Regions from separate parts of the Homo sapiens genome. Here region 1 is linked to region 2. Evidence: chromatin loops called from intact Hi-C (ENCODE). Cell type or tissue: Caco-2. All regions are shown on one strand.

Region 1 (8,000 bases), 51 kb after region 2:
ACACATTTTGTTTTAATGCCAGCATTTTACATTTTCTATTTATAATGTTTTATTTTCTAACTCTCACTGTATGAACTTCTTTCAGAAGTGGGATGTTTTCCTTATGGTGATCTGAAAGGGTTACACTGTTCAATTATTCCACTTTTTTCTTTCATATATTATACCCTATATTAGTCTCCCTGGGCTACAATAACAAAGTACCACAGACTGGGTGACTTAAACAACAGAAATTTACTTTCTCTCACAGTTCCGGAGACTGGAAGTACATCAAGGTGCCAGCATAGGTGATTTCTGGTATAGGGGAGGATCTCTTCCTGGCTTGAAAACAGTGGCTCTCTTGCCAGGTTCACACATGGAAGGAGATTGTGAGGGTATAGAAAAATATTTGGTGTCTCTAAGGACACTGCTCCTATCAGATCAGTGCCTGACCCTTATGACCTCATTTAACCTCAATTACTTCCTGTTTTAAATACGGCCACACTGGAAGTTAGGGCTTCAACATACAAATTTGAGAGAGGAGGAGGCACAAGCATTCAGTCCATAAAACACCCCAACACTCTTTTTGTAGATTTAGCACTTTAGACAATGTCTATTGAACATATACGTTAAAAGATAAGAAAAGCAGCAGACCTTCTCTTACCTACTTTTCTCACCTCTCCTCCTCTTACCTACTTTCTGATCTTTCCTGATTATAATTTTTTTTTTTTGGACAGAGTCCTGCTCTGTTGCCCAGGCTAGAGTGCAGTGGCACGATCCTGGCTCACTGCAACCTCTGCCTCCGTGTTAAGCAATTCCCCTCCCCCAGCCTCCCAAGTGGCTTGGACTACAGGTGCACGCTGCCACTCTGGGCTAATTTTTTGTATTTTAGTAGAGATGGGGTTTCATCATGTTGCCCAGGCTGGTCTTGAACTCCTGAGCTCAGGCAATCTGCTGGCCTCAGCTTCCCAAAGTGCTGGGATTACAGGCGTTAAGCCACCGTGCCCAGCCAATTCATTCTCATTTTTATTTTAGTTCTTCCTATGGCTCCCTTTAGAACTGTTACTTCTTGATGTTTTTCCAACTTAGAAACTATCTGTGCCTTCCCACTGTGAAAGACCAGTATTCTAATACACTTACACTCCTTTCCCCAAACCTCCTGATTTGTCAACTTCACCTCATAAGGATTTATGTCATTTTCTTCCGAGACTATCTAAAAGTTGTTGAGACTTGGCTTTCCAAGCTGGCAACCCCAGCCCTAATTCATAAGGAATCACCATGGGTCTGGTGGGGGCAGGAGGAAGTAAGGTGAGAAAGGCCACAATTCCTCTGAAATTCCCACCTCCTTTCCCATCTCCTTCAGCCCTCTCCTTTTAGAGGAATCATTGGGGGGCAGAGAGGGGGGCATTCCCTTGGGCTCTGACTTCTGTCCTCTCCCACTGCAGCTTCCAGGCAGAGTGGAGGCAGGTGCTGCTTTGATGCAAGGAGCTGATTTCCCTTCCTCCACTTTCAACAGTAAAGGCTGTTGCTGTTTGTCTTTTCTTGCTCAAACCGTTGTGGTTCATATCCTTGGGTGTGAGGGTAGTGAGACAGGGGGCTTCACCCAGCTCCCTAAACCAGAAATCACTGACAATTCTTCACAAGTACAGAGTAGGTGCTATGGTCCCTAAATTACTGAAGAGAAAACTGGGACTAGGGGAGGTGACTTGACTTTCTCCAGGCCCTCAGGCAGTGGATGGTGGGGCTATAACATGGAGCCTTCTCCCTCCTTGTCCTGTGCTTTTCCTTCTCCAGTTGGGTAGAGACAGAAACATTTTCTAACCACAAAATTAAGAGAGCTTCATTCACCAGAGGTGTCTTGGTGGAAAGAGCTCTCATTTTCTTTGTAAAAATTCGACAAGTACTGAGATGAAGGGCAAAAGTGTTGGCACCCATTCTCCTCATTATGGCTACTTCAGAAAAGGGAGTTGGCATAGGTGTACCTACAATGAACTGAAGAGTTTACAGTCACTAGGGGAAATGTGGGAGGGAAGAGAAAATGCTGAGGCTGTGGAGGGGTTAAGTCTGGGGGATAGCAAAGTGGACTTCAGAAGTCCAGGTACATCTTAGTGTTTCACAACATGAATACCCTCCGCCAGCACCCCATGTAGCAGAAAGCTTTTGAGGAGTGCCACATTGTAGAGTTCTGCACCCAGGTGAATATAGGGCAGGACTGCCTACAGCATACAGACCCTGGTCCTAAGACGTGAAATCAGGAGGAGAGTCTTCATGAAGTAGAAGACCCCCCCACCCCACCCCAGGAGAACGCTGGACTTTGACATGCCTAGACTCAAAGCCAAATGTATCTGGCTCTTTGAAGGAAGAGCAGAACTTGAACTTGACAGCTTCCTTGCTTTAGTCCTTGTTACTGTGCCAGAGGCGGCACAGTGCTGAGGTTAAGAGCATAGGCTCTGGAGCTGACCTGCATAGACTCAGATCTCAGCCGTCAGGGCCTCCATTTGCTCATCTCTGATGTGGGAGTAATAACATCACCCATGGCAGAATGCTGTCCTGAGGGTTCAAGTGATCTTTGCAATGCACTTAGACCAGTGCCAAGGGCGTGGTAAGTACGATGGGAAGTATTTAAATACAATGTGTAAAGCTGGATAAAAGTGTCTATCGCATGGCTATAAGATGAGGTGAGGCTGGATGCGGTGGCTCACGCCTGTAATCCCAGCACTTTGGGAGGCCGAGGCGGGCAGATCACGAGGTCAGGAGATCAAGACCATCCTGGCTAACACGGCGAAACCCCGTCTCTACTAAAAATACAAAAAATTAGCCGGGCGTGATGGCGGGCGCCTGTAGTCCCAGCTACTCAGGAGGCTGAGGCAGGAGAATGGCGTGAACCTGGGAGACAGAGCTTGCAGTGAGCTGAGATCGTGCCACTGCACTCCAGCCTGGGCGACAGAGCAAGACTCTGTCTCAAAAAAAAAAAAAAAAAAAAAAAAAAAAAAAAAAAAAAGATGAAGTGAGGAGGGGATGAAAACTGCCTCACTCTCTAGGCTGCTCCACGCATATGAGCTGCAGCCATCCACTGCTGCGCTTTTTGTTAAGACAGCATTCCTAGGTCAGATCCCCACTACTTTTGCCTTCATGTTGCTTTTCTGTGGGTTCTGTCTCCTGTTCAGCATATTTATATATCTTTTGCCAGTTGGATCTGAGGTTTCCCCTAGGGCTTGCGTTTGATCTCTTCTCCCAGATGGTTCCCAAATGTGGCGGAAAAGGCTGAGGTCAGCTGCCATAGTGCTGTTCAGACTTCCCTGTGGTAGAGCACGTACAGGATGGCTGAGCTGAGGCTTGCGATGTCTGAACCACTCCAGGAGACTGAGGGGACAAGTACGGTAAGAAGTCCCAGACACACAATGGACTTCCCATGTGTCAAGCTGCCTCCCACTAACTGGGGGCACAGAAATGACCCTGCAGACTCCAGGCACAAATCGGGAAGGGACCTGGAGCCATCACCTGGACTCGATGGTCGGCCATCTCCTCCAGGTGGCCTTCAGTCCCAACCTGAGCAGGCTTTCAGAGCAGAGGTCCTCTGCTGGCTTCACATGCATAATTTGGAGGTGGGAGAATCTTTAAAGATTCTGATGCCAGGCCCAACCCAGACCAAGTCACTCCCACCATCTGGGCTAGAGCCCAGGCCCAGCTAGCTGCCATTGACTTGGAGGAAAAGCAGCCCACAGGCTCAGGTCTGGGATGTTAGCATTCCTTACGTGATCTGGAAGCTACAAAAACCAAACAAAACACTTTGTTCAAACACCACATGGCGGAGGATGAGGGCCACTCGCAGCTGCGCACGAACATTCCTTCCGTGAGGGAGATGAGCTTCCTCGCGGCCTTTCTGGAGGACTCGGATTGGCAATACTTGCAATGTAACAATGTCTCCCAAACCAGCTTCCCGGAAAATGAAAAGCACTTCGGCATTCACCCTGGAGCAGGAGGAGCTTTCAAAACCTGCAACAGGCCCCAGAGCTCGAAGGCCCTCAAGGGTGGGGTTCTGGCTGCTGCCGTCCGTTCTGCTCCAGCCAGCGGTGAACTCAGTAGCCTCGGCGTCCCCAGAAACCCCGCCCTCGGAGCCTGGGCTCCCGCTTCCACGCTTGTTCCCCTGGGGTCCTGAGGGTGCCACCACACGGGGACAGGGGCTGCAGCGAGACAGCAAGTGCCTGGGGAGTCCGCACACACCACACGATAAGCAGCCGCAGACCCGGAGCTGAGGCTGTGGTCCCGAAGAGAAACCCTTCCCAGATTCCCCCAGGCTCCTAGTCCTTGCATCTCATTGGCTGGAGGGGCATCACGTGTGCATCTCTAAACCAATCACAGGCTAGATGCACGGTGGCCTGGCTCCTGCTTGGCTCTGGATGTGCATTTCCAGTGATGTGGGGCTTCCAGCGGCATCCATGTTCATCCACCTTGGGCTGCCCCTGCCTCACCCTCCCAGCTGAGTGGGAGCCTCTTTCTGGTCCAGAGCCTCCTGCTGGGCTGCTTGGTGACCGCCTGGCTTGGGCCACCTGGGCCCGCTGGTGGCGGTTTGCACAGCTGGGGCTGTGTAGTCCCCAGCGGCTGGCCAGACAGGCTGTGCCTGCTCTCACTGGACCCATGGGGTAACTGAGGCACAGGGCCGGGATCCAAACGCAGCACCGGGTCCACAGCCGGCGGTGTTGATGACTCCACTGAGCAGGTGGTTGGTCCCAGCTTGGAGTCGTCTGCGTCTGCCCCCTCCTCTGGGGAATCGGGGGTGATGGCATCACCCACACCCGTGTGGACGGTGTTGCAGGCTGTTACCTCACACGCCTCAATGTCCTGGTTCAGCCACCTTCTGAAGTGGATCCTCTGCCTTCCCATGTGTCGCAGATGAGGCAGTGAGGCACAGAGAGGTCAAAGGTGCCCACCCAAACAAACGCGGCTAGAGTTGAGGAGCCAGTGTCCGCAATCCAGGGTGACTGCATTCCGAGCACCACGCCGTCCACCTGTGCGGACGCGTCCGCGCTCTAGGGTGAGCTTCAGGATGGTGTCCAGGCCAGGCCTGTCCGTTATGTGTGGTTATGGCAAGTCTTTCCTAACTGTCCAGAGTTTTGATGGACTCAAGCTCTCTCAATATCAGGAACTTTAAAAAAGGAAAGAGTCCACCCAGGTCTGAATGTAGATGTTCCTGATGTGAGCAAAGAAAAAAGGAAACCCCAGGAGGGGAAGCTTATAATTTTCACCTCAGTGGCCAGGACCAGGGCAGTGTGGGCTGCGGAGGGTGACTGCAAGGCCTGGGGTCTCCAGGATGACTTAGGAGCCATAAAACTTCCTCCGCTCGGTTTCTGTCGTCACCGGTCTGCTTTGCTGCAGTGACAGGCAGTAAAACTGTTATCTTCAAAATGCCTTGTCTAAAAGGCAGCCAAGAAAGGAAAACCAGGGAAATGCATCCCATTCATGCTGATGTCAAAAGAAGAGGCGATTCCAGAAAAAAAGCCTTTGAAGGAGCAAGATAATGGAAACACAGCTTAACATGTGGTCCGGGACTTAGCATGGGAAAGGCGTCACTTTTCCAGAAGCATCTGGTTCAAAGTGTTGGTGTCATGTGAGAAGAACCAGCATAATACTGGACGGGGGTCTTGTGGGCAGGCTGTGAGGGGCTCTACATGACATGCTTGCTCCCTCATGCCTTACACTGCAGTGCTGAGTACCCTAAGACCTGAACCCAGAAATATCTGCATGTGGACCCAAAGGTATGGGTCAAAAGTGTGAAATGAAACAGTATTTTAAAGAATTAAAACTAGAAACAAAGATAATATCCATCAGCAGGGAATGGCTAAATAAATTCCAGCATATTCATACTGGAGAATAACATGCAGCCACTAAAAAGAATGGGAGAGCATCAGGGAAGTACAAGTTAAGACTTTATGAGGCCCTATCACATACCCAACAGAGTGACAGCACTCTAAAAAGGCTGATAATACCAAATGTGGTGAGGACGTGAAACAACTGGAACTTTCATACACTCCTGGAATGCGAAGTGATTCCATCATGTGGGAAAATAGGCAATTTCTGTTAAAGCTATATATACATCTCTTCATGATACAATCATTTCACCCTAAGCAAAGTTAGAAAAATCAGTGAAATGTCCAACAACAATTCACAGCGACTTCATTGATAACAAGCCAAAAACTTGAAGCAACTCAATTGTCTATCACTTGGCTAATGGAGAAATAATTGTAGTGTAATTCATCAATGGAATAGTATACAACAATAAAAAGAATAAGCAATAGAGACACATGACAGTATGGATGAATCTCACAGACATTATTTGAGCAAAAGAAGTCAGGCACAGTAGAGTACATACTACACACTTCCAATTATTAAACTTAAGAACCGGAAAAATCCAAACCATGATGCTAGAAATGAAAATAATGGTTTTCTCTGGGAGACAATATTGACTGGGAAGAATAATGATGGAAATGTTCTATATCTCGATATGAGCAGTGGTCACACAGTGTAAATATATCTAAAATTTATTGAGCTATACAATTGAGATTTGGGCATTTTGCCATATGTAAGTTATTCCTCAATTTTTTAAAAAAAGAAGACAAGGAAAGTTAATGATTAACTTTGATTTTTTTATTTTTTATTGTGCTTTTAGTACTCTACCAATAATGAAAAGGCATTACGTCTGTTTGAAAAACAAAGTATAAGTGTTTAAAGCTCTAAATTATAAGGTAAACCTATTTGTGTTCACATGAAAAAAATCCATGACACACTTTGACTGGAAAAAGAAAGTAGCAGAATGCCAGATACAGGAGAGTTCTGCTTTATATTAACATGAGAAAGACTTTGTTCCCATGAGAACAACAAGAGAAACTCAAACAAAATTAAAATTGTACTTTTCTAAAAGACTGGGGTGGGGGTCGTGGTCAGGCAGCAGCATGAAGAAAGCCTTGAGAACTGAATTCCAGAAAGAAACAAGCATAGGCAAGAAAGAGAGATGACAGCTCCCAGGCTTCCTACTGAGGTCTGAGGAGGATCGGCCTGCTGTGGATAAGAAACTTTATGGGGACAAAGTGCTGTCTGCTGAACTTTGGGTGGCAGTATGAACTGATGGGACAAATTGGAGTCTAGAAAAGCCACAAAGGCAAGGATAGAGCACATAACCTGAGCAATTCACCTTCCCCACTCCAAGTTTTGACATAAACATAGCAGTGGAGGAAGGGTGGCTAAGCAGAAATAAACCATAAGATCTCATACTTGCTGTGATTAATGGATTCCACACCCCTGCCTGAGTTGAAACTGCAACCAGCCCCCTCTAAGACCAAACACTGACAAGTCTGAAAAACTCTATCTCAGGAATTTGAAGTTGAGTAATCACAGGTTAAAGCTGCAATTTTTTTTTTTCTCAAGGAGATTCTAGGAGAAAGCTGAGTGATTGGCTTCTCACCCTCACTACATTCTGAGGAAAGGAAATGCATGTCTAAGGAACCAAAACAAAAATGCTTCAATCTTCATTATTCATTTATACACAATGTGCCAAACAACAAAAATATATAAAACATGCAAGTAAGTGAAAATGTATGGTTTATACTTAGAAGAAAACAAAATCTCTAGAAGGAGATGATTATCAGATGAACCAGTAATTGGGAAGAGAAAATACTAAAACAATTATTTCAAATGTGGGTGAACAAATGGTATATTTCAAAAGATGAATGTGAATACTAATAGACCATATGAAAGAAAAAAATCAATGGGTGGGCTTCAATTGTATAATGCAGAAGAAAGAATCACGAACTTGAAGGTCACTGGAAAGTATTCAAACTTTTTCCTCAAGACAAAGGAAAAAGATTTTTCAAAATATGAACAGAACTTCTGCAAAATGCGGGATTATAACAAGAAGTCTGAAATATAAGAATTTGGGATCTAAAAATGAGAGAGAGAAAATGGAAGACAAAAATATCTGAAGAATTAACAGTTTAGATAAAATGGATAAAAACCTTGAAAAACAGACC
Region 2 (8,000 bases):
TTCTATAAAAGCCCACGAGAACAGTGTTCAGTGAGCTTTTGGAGTTGAATACATGGAAGGTCCTGGAGGGTGCTGCCCGGGGAGGACATGGAAGCAACAAGCCCCTCCCCCTTCCCTCCCCCTCGGCCTCTTCATGCGTATCCTTTGCAACATCCTTTATAATAAGCTGGTAATGTACATAAGTGTTTCCCTGGGTTCTGTGAGCCACTCCAGCAAATTAATCAAACTCCAGCTGGAAGCTGGTTGGTCAGAGGCTCCAGAGGCCCACACTTGCCACTGGTGGGAAAGAGGGAGTGGTCTTGGGGACGGACCCCTTACACTGTAGGAGGTGAAACTAGCTCTGGGCAGGCAGCGTTGGAACTGAATTAGAGGTGCCCGCTGCCTGATGTGTGGGGAAACCTCTGCACATTTGGTTGCAGAAGTCTTCTTCCATGTTGACGGTTGTTGTGGTGTGAGAGCAGAGGAGAAACAGGGTTAGAGTTTCCCCGGCACACACACCTCACACCATACACAAGAATACACCCCAGTGGATTTGGGATCTGAATGTAAAAAATGAAACAAGTACTAGAGGAAATACAGGTGAATTCCTCCATACCCTGAATATGAGGAAAGATTTTTCTAGGAATCAAAACAAAAGATTAATTTGACTACATGAAAATAATAGCATTCTGCATGGCCCAAAACACCACAAAGGCAAAGGAAAATTGAGAGACGAGGAGAAGGTGTGTGCTGCACAATCACAGATGCATAGCTAATATTCCATATATTAAAAAATTCAATATTTGAGGGGGAAAACATCAAAAACTCAACAGAAAAATGGGCAAAAGACATGAAACATGAATAGATCATTTCTCCAAAAATGTATAAAAATGATCTTTAGGCCGGGCGCGGTGGCTCACGCCTGTAATCCCAGCACTTTGGGAGGCCGAGGCGGGCGGATCACGAGGTCAGGAGATCGAGACCATCCCGGCTAAAACGGTGAAACCCCGTCTCTACTAAAAATACAAAAAATTAGCCGGGCGTGTTGGCGGGCGCCTGTAGTCCCAGCTACTTGGGAGGCTGAGGCAGGAGAATGGCGTGAACCCGGGAGGCGGAGCTTGCAGTGAGCCGAGATCCCGCCACTGCACTCCAGCCTGGGCGACAGAGCGAGACTCCGTCTCAAAAAAAAAAAAAAAAAAAGATCTTTAATTATATGAAAAGTTGTTCAACTTCATTTGGAATAAGAAATAAAAATTAAAACTACAGTGAGAGGTCCTCTCCAATCTCGTGTTGTGACAGTTACAGTATTGATGAGGCCGTGGCCTCTCACTGGCTGACGACTCCAAGCTGCACAGCCGTGCGGAAGGCAGTTCAATCCGATAAAACTCCGTGACCCAGCAACTCCACGTTACGAATTCACACCGAAGAAAACCTCCAACGATAGGAAGACTTGTAGGCACAAGGTCATTTGATGCAGTATAATTGGTGGTTGTGAAATACCGGAAAAAATTAAATGCTCCTGTGTAGACGTGTGTTGGCTAAGCTAAGGTACTGCCACATAGTGCCTTCATGCAGCTGCACAGAGAATGAGGATGGTCTCTATGACCCAACACGGAGTGATTTCAATGTATGTTGTTAAGTGATGAAAAAAGGCAAAGAGCAAAAGATTATAGTAGGCTATTTGGGGTGAGAAAAAAGAGAAATAAGAAAATAATATACATGCATCATTTTACTTTTGCAAAAAGAAACACAGAAAGGCTAAATGAGAATTGAGAATGTCTGGTTGCCTCCAGGAGGTGGGTGGGGCAGGGCAGAAAGGAGGGGGAGACGGGAGTGACCACTGCGTGAGCAAACCCTTCTGTAACTCCAAACTTCAGAACATGTTATTGTCTCCCCTACTCAGAAACTAATAACTGAAACCAATAAGCGTGGGGAAACAAAATGGAATCGACACTCATTTCATTTCAAATGGATAATATAAGCACACTGGATGCAAGGGAAAGGGGAGGATAAGACATTTTTTAACAGGCCAGGCATGGTGGCTCATGCCTGTAATTTGGGAGGCCAAAGTCGGCGGATCACCCGAGGTCAGGCATTCGGGACCAGCCTGGCCAATATGCTGAAACCCTGTCTCTAGTAAAAATACAGAAATTAGCCAGACATGGTGGCAGGCACCTGCAGGTGCAGGTGCAGCTACTTGGGAGGCTGAGGCACGAGAATCGCTCAAACCCAGGAGGTGGAGGTTGCAGTGAGCCGAGATAGCACCACTGCACCCCAGCCTGGGTGACAGAGCGAGACTCTGTCTCAAAAAAAAAAAAGAAATTTTTGAACAAAGTATTTTGACCATGTACTCATAGGCCAAAGATCCCTCAAAATTATAAGTAAATATTATAATTGTATAATTATCTATTTATATATAATTATATTATTAAAAAATTATAAATAAGCTCTACACAGTAGGTTTGCTTTTCACACAGGTAGGGATTAGCAACCCTGAAGCTGCTTTCTGTGTATTCTCGGATGCAGCAAATAGACAATTACACTGTGGCTGGTGGGGGTCTGGTCTCCACTCTCTGAAAAGGTGTTACAGTGGCGGGAAGGCAGCCAAGCAGACACACAGGTGTGCATGGGTCAGTGGTGTTACAGACTGACTGTGTCCCTCCCGTGTTCATATGTCAAAGCCCTTAAGCCCTAATGTGAGTGCATTTGGAGATGGGACCTGTAAGGAGGTAGTTATGGTTAAATGGGGTCATAAGGGTGGGGTTCTAATTTGACAGGACTGGTGTCCTTCTCAGAGGAGACACAGAGATTGTTCTCTCTCTGCAAGTGGACAGAGAAGAGGCCATGTGAAGAAATGAGAAGGCAGCTGTACGCAAGCCAGGGAGGGAGGCCTCACCAGAAACCAACCCTGACAGCACCTTGACCTTGAACTTCTAGCTTCCGGAACTATGAAAAAATTAGTTTCTGTTATGGAAGCCTCCCACGGTATGGCATTTCATTACAGCAGCCCCAGTACACTGAGGGATGGTAGCTGGAGGTCAATAGATGAATAACAAAATTAGACGGATGATAGACAGGGATATCATTGTCCGTCTTAAATTACCAGACTCAGAAAATATGATTAAGCATAGAGTTTACTGGAGCCCAGAGCTTAAGGACAGCCACCTGGGAGCACAGGTTCAAGCTGCCCTAAATCGAAGCTCCCATTAGCAGCAGCCTCTGACTCCCGCCCGAGGGCCCCCAGCACTACTGTGGAATTCCGGCCGGAACACACAGCCTGGACCTGGTCATGAGAAACGGCCCCACAAGCCCAACTTGAGATGCATTTTACAGAATAAGTGGCTTAAACGTCTCAAAAACGTCAAGGTCAGGAAAGGTCAAATTAAAGGAGACAAAGAGGTAAGAGAATAATGTAACAGTGAGCCAGCACCATTCCTGCCTCTGCAAAGGGGAAGGTGAGGGGATTGTTCCCATTATCAGGGGAAAGGGGTTCTCAGGAGACCTGGAGAAACGCCCAGGCGTAGCCTGGCCTGGGGCAACTGGAGCCGACCACTGCAGTGGGCTCTGGCAGGCACTGCGTCTCCCCCGAGGTCTCTGCTGAAAACAACGACCACGGAGGCCCTGATGCCTCCTACCTGGGCTGTGACCCTGGCCTAGGGCTCCTCGCACCTCCTGCACCCCACAGCCTCCGGGCCAGGCTCCGGCTCCCACCCAGTCCCTGCAGCCAAGGGAAGCCGCTGCCTGCAGGCCTGGAGGGCTCCCTGTTCCAGCTGCTCCCTCACTGGCCTCCGGCAGGGTCAGGACAGAGAGGGGGTGGCAAATCCACTGACCCCAGCGGAAGCCTCGCCAGAGTCTCCCAGGCACCGGTGGACCCAGGCATCTGGGGCCAGCGGGGAGGCCACGGAAAGGGGACAGTGCTGGCTCTGGGCCCCTCGGGGGACCGTCCTGCACTGGTGCCCATGGGCAGCAGAGGGCGCCCCTGACCATCCCTCCATGGCGTCCGCAGGAGCCTCACCAGCCTCAGGGTCCAGGGGCACCCACCCAGCTGTCAACCTAGCTGTCTGGAGTGAGCTTCAGTGGGAGGGGAGGAGGGGGCCTGCGATTGTGCAGGGACGAGGCTGGGGGAGCAGAGACTCCAGAAACCGTGTCCCACACCCCGCACTGCCCCTCACTGTGCAGCCCCAGCCTCCCTCCTAGAGCCCCCCAGCTGCTAGGCTGTGACAATTGCTTGTGTATCTGGACCCAGCAGGCTACAGGTCACTGTGACCTTGGGGCCTGGGGTCCCAAAGCCAGGCTGCCTGCCCCCGTTTCCCCCACCGCCATCTCCAGAGCCACCATCACCAGTTCTGCCACCCTCGGCCCTCCCTGTCACTGCAGGGCAGCCCTGGACTCGCTCAGACCCTGAGTTCAGACCCTGGGGTGCAGAGGCTGATGGCCCGGCGCTGGCCTCCTGAGCCCTCCTCACCCCTGGGCACTCACTGAGTACTGGGCCTGCTCTCCTGAGGGCAAAAGAGCACCCAACCCCTCCCCCAGCTCTGAAACAACCCTCAGATCCTGATGCTTTTGGGGTCACATGTTTGGGGAGGGAACTGGCAGTAGCCCAGGAGCCCTAGATCACGGAGGTCACCCTGCTGAACGCGAGGGTCTCTGCCTCCCAAGGGTGGGGACTCCAGAGGCCGGGCACCTGGGAGGGCCTTGCTCTGGGCCCTCCGGCCTGGCTGTGGCTGGCACCCTGGGACCCCAGACCCAGCCCAGAGCAGGGATGGCTGCGTCTCGCTCCCAGTTTGTCCTGATCCCAGAGCCTCCAGCCACAGCTCCGTAAGGTGGGCACTGAGATGGCCCTGAGGCCTGGAGGCCCTGAACGGAGATGAGGTCTCTTTCCACAGACCAGCCGCGTTCCCACCGCACCCTCTCTTTGGGGTTTGATTGGCCCAGGGAGTGTGAGTGTTCCTGAGAAGCCCAGATGTTACCCAGGCACTCGGCCCCAGGCTCTGTGACTCCCATGTGGGGACAATGGAAACCAGATGCTGGGAAGCTGGGCTGGGTGGGCGGGCCCCTGGCAGCTGTGTGCTGCGTCCATCTGGACTGGTCTCTGAGCCCCGGGCCTGTGGACCTCGGCCTCATGGGAGCCCCAGCTCTGTCACTGTTACTCCCTCCATCAGCTCCCACCGACAGAGTGGACATTCTCTTGACAACTTGAGAAAACGGAGCTTCTGGGAGCCTGTGTCCCGACCCGAGCTCAGGCAACTAGTGGGTGACAGAGCTGGGACCGCACCCAGTTCTGACTGCCCCAGCTTTCCTGGCACATCCAGCCTGGGGTATACCAGGCAGGATGCCAGCAGTTTCTCTGAGCCACGGTGTGGTCAGGCAGAGAGACGGAGGGTCTGAGTGGCCCCCTACAGATGCTGTGGTCCTGCGTGGAAACCCTCTGGGTGTCTGAGGAGTGGGGTGATGTGGGACTGTGACCACCCATGTTCAGCTCCCTGCAGAGTGGCAAGGAGCCCCCCGCCCCCGTCTCTCTGGGACCCAGCCGGAGTGGGGGCTGCTGGTCTGTAAGGGATCCTAACCCTTTCTTCCCTACTGCCCCAGCCTCGTTAAAACTGCTGCATGCCGGCGGGTGAGCGGGACATGGGGCAGCCCCCGCAGCTGAGCTCCCCACTGCCGGGGGAGGGCCTGTGTGGAGCTCCGAGACCAGGTCCTAGAAGCCCCTGGGCCCTGCCCTGCGCTGCGAAGGGAACCGGGTGTCTGAGCATGGGGCCGGCAGGACCGACAGCATCGGGGCTTGAAACCCAGTGCTCGGGAGCCCGCCCCTCCCCCCACGACCTTTTGGGCCCAGAAGCCATGATGGGGGCACAGAGGAGGGAGTTTCGGGCCCCGGCCCGGGGTGCGGGGTCTCACACAGGGACCCCAGGTCTGAGCTGTGCCACTCGTGCAGCCCTGGCCCTCCGCAGCCTCGGCAACCCCACCCGAGGGCTCCCACTGCTGCCCACAGACATCTCAGGGTCTCCCGGGCCGGGTCAGCGGCGCCGGAACAGGGTCTCCCGGGCCGGGTCAGCGGCGCCGGAAGTGATTCTCGTCAGCAGGAATGCGCTGGCTGCCCGGGAGCCTTCAGGGTGGGCTCTGGGGGCCAGGTGCGGCCTCAGCGCCGTCCCTTCCCGGGAAGCCTCCTCCCTGGGGTCCACGCCGGCTCCTGCTGGCTCCCCCATTCCGCTGAAATCTGAGGAAAAGGCTCTGGGAACGCAGCCAGACTCCCCCACAGCTCAGACGGCTGTAAAGAAATATTCCTGCCAGATGTTCAGAGGCGGAGGCCAGCATGAGGTAACGGGAAAGGCTTAACCCGTCCAGCCCCGCAGCCTCGCAGCCGCCTCCGGGGCCCAGCTCTAGGGGCTGCGGGCCCCGTGCCGTGGGGGACGTCCCTGCCGCGTCCGTGTCCCGGGGGCCGGGCCTGCCTGCGGCGGGAGCCCACCCCGTGCGGTCAGACGGGCTCAGAGCGCTCTTCTGCAGTCTCCAGCCCTCCCTGGAGGGCGTGTTGGACCAGCCCCTGATGGGCGCCCGGGAGCCACGGGATGGGGCGTGATGCCAGCCTGGGAGAGGGATCCACTCGGGGGTCCTCAGGAGGCGGTGCCAGCCCCCGGCATGGCTTGGGGGAGCCTCTGTGTTGCCAGCGCTGGGCAGCCCTGGACCCCCCGCCACCCTTTGCCTCACGGGCCCTGGGTTTCAGGGCAGTGGCCTCTCAACCCAGCGAGATCACAGCGCCATCGAGACAGTCTTTCAGTCTTTTTTTTTTTTTTTTTTTTTTTTTGCGTCTCTTTGAAATGACAGTTCCCAGAACCAGAGCTTCTATGGCGGATTCTCACCAGAAAATGAAATTCTCAGCTTACAGGCAACGGAACAAAATGAAATCAGGCCAATGCACGCGGCCCCGGGAAGCACCAGGGGGCCTCAGCGAGCTCCTGAGTTTCACACTCAGTGCGGGGGTTTCCGCCTCAGCCCCTCTTAGCGGGAGTCACTAAAGGAAACGCAGAGAGGGCGGGAACGCAACCCCAGCACCCTGCGGCTCCCGCCACGGGGTCGCGCCCTCCCTCTGATATCCAGAGCCTGCGGCTCCCAGAGGCGCTCCCGGAACAAACCGGGGCGCGCAGAGCTTTCTTCGCCGCTGTCTGGGGGCCGCAGGACTGTCCCAGGGCCCGTGATTGACGGACCAGTCCCCGGCATTGAGCCTTGTGTCTTTCCAGTTACAGGCGATGCTGCCGGAAACGTGTGTTTTCCTATCTAGGAGTCAGTCTGTCGCAGACCGATTCCTGGATCGCCGAGGTCGCCCACTCTCCCCAGAAGCCTGCTCCCTCCCGACCCGACCGGTGGGAGGCCGCGTCCCCGACGCTTGCCAGGAGCCCCGCCTGCAGCCGAGGCGTCCTCCCCGCGCCGCGGGCTCCTGTGGCAACGGCCGCCTCCCGGCTGGCCTCTTTTCTGCCTTCTGCCTTCCCGTTGGCGACTGGGGAGGCCCGTGGTCAACGAGGCCCCAGCGATCACCTGGGGGACGTCCTGTAGGGAGAGCCTGACTCACAAGGACCAGTGTTGAGCCGTCGCACCCCCGCTTGGGACCAGGATGGGCTGCACTTTCCCCACCCGCGGCCCTGGGACCCGCCCCACCCGAAGCCCGGGGAGATCCAACCGCAGGCTGCCTCCGGCCAGCGGACTCATTCACACTCCGCAAACAGGCTGGGGCCAGACGCCGCCCTGCCCTAGGTGCCCAGCAAACACGCGGGCCAGCCAGACCCCTGGACCTTCACAGGGAGGAGGAGATGGAGATGGGTTCACCCCCCACAAAGGAGGGAGGGGAGGGGATGGCCGCCATGCCCAGGTGCCGGGACAGGAGCCGAGGGCCGCGTGCACCCCTTGGGCCCTTGGAGGGGCCGGCATGTGCCTCTCTGTCCCTGTGCCACTTCCACTGGCCGTACAGGGCCACCACCGCGGAAACCGCATGTGTAACCCCTGGAAACAGGGTCCTCCTTGATGAGTCA

What was found. Peaks named below come from ENCODE experiments on the same cell type or tissue, not always from the same donor. Only the 100,000 strongest peaks of a DNase experiment are listed, where the experiment ranks them.
Region 1: it touches region 2 in a loop (2.4-fold over the local background); 11 of 110 quality-filtered maps call a loop at or near these places.

Annotation. Positions count from the first base shown.
Region 1 is chr21:46,018,373-46,026,372 of GRCh38, forward strand. No RefSeq gene overlaps it. Among named protein-coding and RNA genes, the nearest start is that of COL6A1, 41 kb to the left of the region's middle. RefSeq lists an enhancer at 4,555-5,054. In Caco-2, no CTCF peak of the experiment used is centred here; DNase peaks (open chromatin) are centred at 4,329 and 7,042; H3K4me3 peaks cover 424 bases.
Region 2 is chr21:45,966,880-45,974,879 of GRCh38, forward strand. LOC101928796 (a long non-coding RNA gene) reads left to right here and starts at 6,091. Exons shown (of 2, transcript NR_109931.1): 1 at 6,091-6,297; 2 at 7,215-8,000. RefSeq lists silencers at 3,536-3,830, 6,469-6,538 and enhancers at 6,799-6,848, 7,158-7,958. In Caco-2, CTCF peaks have their summits at 3,944 (motif pointing right) and 6,916; DNase peaks (open chromatin) are centred at 3,952, 6,962 and 7,502; H3K4me3 peaks cover 1,480 bases.